Regions from separate parts of the Homo sapiens genome. Here region 2 is linked to region 1. A link is an interaction called in ENCODE POLR2A ChIA-PET data of the cell type or tissue named here. Cell type or tissue: OCI-LY7. All regions are shown on one strand.

Region 1 (2,500 bases):
GAAATAATTACAACATTATCACACAAATCTAATCTCTGGGATCTAAATGAGAGGATCACACACTCAGATGGCTACAGGGGCGAGACAGGTCACACAAATAAATGAGGGTGCAAGCTCTGCGATGAAGGGTCCACAATCAGAATCAGATCTGTTAAAATAGGCTATGGCCAACTATTTCAATACCAGCAGTATCACTTGCAGATTCTTTCAGAGAAGCTGGAAATCTGAAATTTTTATTAATAGATGAGATTTCTGGGTTTATTAATGTTAGCAGTTTAACCAAAGAGTTTAGAAACACCTTGTTGGCTAAAGAAATGTATGTTTCAGGGGAGTGGCCTTGACCCACAGACCACCAGTTTAGAAATGCTGATCTAGACTACTGCAGATTAGTTTGTGAGACCAGCCAGAAATAGGATCCAGAAAGGTCAATATACATGGGAGAATGGTTAGAGCACCAGGAACCACTGGAGTGACAGGCTCAGGTGGGTGGATCCTCAGAAGCTGCTCTGGGGCAGGAGAAAGACTGGACTTGGGAGCAAGAAGGATGCTGAAAAGATGAAGCCCGTGACCGAAGGTGACCTGGGCATACTTGACAAGCTAATCTAGGGCTGGCCCCAATGCCACAGATATCTGTATTTTGAATACAGGTTGTTTTTACTTCCTTGGCAATCAGGTTACACAGAGGCAGTATTGTTCAATTCCTATGGCTTCCCGGGACCTGAATTGCACCTGCTGTGCATAACGATGGCATCATCCATAATTAGGCAATGACTTGCTTTTGTCTTGAGGCTTCTATGGGCCTTACCTGATGCAGGCATTCTGGAGGGAGTGTAAGTGGAAAGACTCTAGCAGAGTCAGGTAATATAATTCAGCACACTAAAGTGAACTATGGAACAGGTGCACATACAATGCAATAGCTCAGTTTCACTTTTAATGACTTGCATTATCACACAGCTATTTGGTTATCGTTTTCATAACTCAACAATCTCAAATTAAGACTTTACTATACTTATATAATGGTCTTCTATCCATGGGCAGAGACAAGCAAGGTACAAAATCAGGGGGGAAAATGAAGGCTAAATATGTATTACTAATATTCAAAATGAGAATCAAACATTTGTTATTTAAAAGTTATAGGACAATAGCAGTTGATGAGTGGTTCTTAACGGGGGCAATTTTACCACCACCAGGGGACATTCGCAATGTTTGGAGACATTTTTGGTTGTCACAACTGAGGGTAGCGTTTGCTACTGGCATCTAGTGGTAGAGACTGGGGATGTTTCAGAATATCCTACAATGTACAGGAAGACCCCCAACAATGATCAGCCCCAACATATCAACAGAGACAAGGTCAAAATAGTTCGAAATATGCAATAGTTTGAAAGAAAAAAATTCATCTGCATGTAACTTTAGAAATGAAACTAGGGCGTAAATTAAAGGCAGCCATGCATATGCACGTAAATTAAAAGGTTAAAGGTGTGCATATGTGTGACTGATTACAGCAAATTGCTGTCTCTTCATGAACTCTTAGCTGAATTAATCAAACCAATTATATATGTAGGAAGCAACCTACCTCCTCCGATAACAAGAAAATCATTTTCGCATGCAGCTTTAAGCACGTGGAAGGCCCCCAAAAGATGAATGTGCTGATGACATGCAGAGCAAAAATCATACGAAGAGGAAAAACTTGAAGAGCAAAACCTAGGGTCCTTGATCCTTCCAAGTGGACCCACCAATTGTGTCTTCTCCACTCATTGCTCCCAGTGTGTGGTAGAGTTGATCTCCTTTGACATCTTGCTTTACTAACAGATGCTTTAAATATAAAACAAGTTCAAAGACAGGTAAACAGAAGCTGAGGCTTTCATGCAGTAGAGTGTACTGTGGCTAAGTTATCTGTCAAGTACAATGTTTACTCAGTTGAGATACCTCTCAATTGAAGATGCGGGCCATTATTTCCTAAAGGGGAGTTCTACCCTGAAGTATAGTCTGAGCTGTTAAGGACAGAGGATAACATAAAATAGCTGAAAAGTTTGGGATATTGAGATAAAATGCTGAATTTCGTATTGAGATAAAATGCTGAATTTCATGAAGCATCTAATAGAAAAGAAGCAAGATTGAGGGTTTTAGGTTTTGCATTTTTTTTTTTTTGAGACTGTCATGCTCTGTCACCCAGGCCGGAGTACATTGGTGCTATAGTGGTGCTGTCACTGCAGCCTCCGCATCCTGGGCTCAAGCTATCCTCCCACCTCAGCCTCCCAAGTAGCTGGGACCACAGACACATGCCACCACCCCCAGCTAATTAAAATATTTTTTCTTTTGTGGATACGGGGTTCCCCTGTGTTGCTCAGGCTGGTCTCGAATCCCTGGGCTCAAATGATCTTCCCACCTCAGCCCCCAAAGTGCTGGGATTACAGAAATGAGTCACCGCACTCAGGCATTTCGATTTTACTGAAAAGGGGCAGGAGTGTGGGGCCTGGCTTTTAAATGAAATCTGTACACA
Region 2 (2,500 bases), 180 kb before region 1:
TTTTTCTTAGACTTAGAATCACTCTTTTAGTGTTGCTATCTAAACTCTTAGAAATGGGATAGAGGTCACTGAGCTTTGAACACTTGGTTTCTAAATTCAACTTCTCCCAGTGGGAATACCTAATTAAAATGGTAAGATCACAGGTTGCCCTTTGCCTAGGAAGACACTATTACCAATTCTCCCTCTTCCTCCCCCTACCCATTAGGATCCACTGAGAGTTGGTTAGCTGTGATTAATACTGTCATCTGTGACCATGAGTAAGTAGCTTGAAATTAACTGGTCCACTTTGTAATCAAACCTCATTTGATCAACATGTTGTCTTAACCAGATGAGGCATTGTAACTGCAGATAAATTATGTTAAAGAAAACCCCACAACTTGCAAATCACATCAACATTCTCATCTGATCAGTGAAATTGGAAGTTTATGTTTTATTGTACCATGTACAATCAAAAGCAATGGTTCTCAAACTTAGCTGCCCACAAGAATCACCTCAGGCTTATTAAATAATAATCTCCACGAGGGACATTACTTTTTTGTTTCTTTGTAAAGCTTTTCTAGGAAAATCTGGTGTGAAGCTAGATTGAAAAACACCAAAGCACTTGCCACGCTTCTTTTGGAATTGCTTTTAAAAATCTATAGCACTCTTGTATAGCCTTAATGATTACAAACTTTCATTTCTATGAAAATGGCTTACATTTTTTTTTTTTTTTTTTGAGTTTCACTCTTGTTGCCCAGGCTGGAGTGCAATGGAGCGATCTCGGCTCACAACCCCCGCCTCCCGGGTTCAAGTGATTCTCCTGCCTCAGCCTCCTGAGTAGCTGAGATTACAGGCATGTGCCACTACGCCCGACTAATTTTGTATTTTTAGTACAGACGGAGTTTCTCCATGTTGGTCAGGCTGGTCTCAAACTCCCGACCTCAGGTGATCCGCCCACCTCGGCCTCCCAAAGTGCTGGGATTACAGGTGTGAGCTACCGGGCCTGGTGGCTTGCATTAATTTTTAATTAGCTCAAGGGAAGACTGGAGAATATGGATGCCTTATTACAAACTTGGATAATACTAATTTTGGTAAAAAAAAAAAAAAAAAAAAAGGACTCTTAGGAGTATTGCATGAGTCTGTAGGCAAGCTTAAGAGGAGAATCTTTAAAATGCGATGAACACAGTATGCATACAGACTTTCTTGCCCTGAGGGGTACCCTCCTCAGCACCCTCTCCCCCATCAGATGTAGATGTTGAAATAGGTTTGTGACCGTCTATTTTATAGTCACACACATACACTGGTTGCCTATTGCTAGAGTTGCACTGGAACAAATGCAAATTCTGTCCTTTTCCTCACTTGATTTCACACTCTTGAGGTAAGCTTCCTCAGTCTCTTTCAGTCTACAATTCCATTCCATTAGAAAAATTTTTTAATACAGAAGATAGTATTACATAGAAAGTAAAAAGGTTCATTCTGTAGGTATTAATATCTGACATCAGTTGTATAAACTTATGAGAAAGAAAATACTTTATACCATATACCAACATGCATAGCTGATATTGCCTATTTTTTGTGAAGGATCTATAAAGTTTTACAAGATCAAGTTCTCCAAAAACATTTTCTAATAAAACAATGCAAACTTTCACCAAAATATGTGCCAAGAAAATCTACCTTCAGATTCAAATTCAATTTTCAAGGTTCTGTGCAGTCTGCCAAAACAGCCAGTAATTGGGGACACACGCTTTTAAAAGCACAGGTTTTGGAATTAAGAGACTTGGGTCCAAATTCCTGCACCCCATTAACTATTAGTGGGATTTCGTAAAAATTTTTATGTCACTAAGCCTGAGTTTTTTCACAGGCTCTCCATAGGACCAAATGATCTAATACCGGTCAAGTTCTTATCACAGAGATGCTATGCAAGAGGGCTTAGAAGTCAGCATTTAACACAACATGCCGACTGGGAACAGTAGCTCATGCCTGTTATCCTAGCGCTTTGGCAGGGCGAGGCAGGAGGATTGCTTGAGCCTAGCGGTTTGATGACAGCCTAGGCAACACAGCAAGACCCTGTCTCTACTTACAACAACAACAACAAAAAAAAAAAAAAAAAAAAAAAAGCTTGCATGGTGGTGTGCACTTGTGCTCCCAGCTACTTGAGAGGCTGAGGTGGGAGGATCGCTTGAGGCCAGGAGATTGAGGTTGAGGGTGTAGTGAGCCGCAATTATGCCAGTGTACTCCAGCCTGGATGACAGAGCAAGATGCTGTACACACACATACACACACACACACACACACCCATCTGCAACCACGTAAGAGCTGGTCTGTATTTTCCACTTTTTACCTAAAGTCAAGTATCAAATAACTTCTACTTATAAAAATATCCTTATACTGTCATAGCCCCAATAGTGCAGTACAAATTTTAATGTGAAGTTCAATTCTTTTAAAGATTTTCTTTCAAGACACTGAGTGATCATTTAGCACATTCATCTGAAGATTTACTGAGTGCCTACATCCACTACAT

What was found. Peaks named below come from ENCODE experiments on the same cell type or tissue, not always from the same donor. Only the 100,000 strongest peaks of a DNase experiment are listed, where the experiment ranks them.
Region 2: POLR2A ChIA-PET joins it to region 1 with 34 read pairs; 2 of 35 experiments call an interaction of 5 or more read pairs at or near these places.

Annotation. Positions count from the first base shown.
Region 1 is chr2:224,645,203-224,647,702 of GRCh38, forward strand. All of the region lies in intron 2 of LOC105373909 (a long non-coding RNA gene), which reads left to right. Among named protein-coding and RNA genes, the nearest start is that of CUL3, 61 kb to the left of the region's middle. In OCI-LY7, CTCF peaks have their summits at 1,256 (motif pointing left) and 1,475; a DNase peak (open chromatin) is centred at 1,229; H3K27ac peaks cover 1,200 bases.
Region 2 is chr2:224,467,599-224,470,098 of GRCh38, forward strand. No RefSeq gene overlaps it. Among named protein-coding and RNA genes, the nearest start is that of FAM124B, 67 kb to the left of the region's middle. In OCI-LY7, no CTCF peak of the experiment used is centred here; no DNase peak of the experiment used is centred here.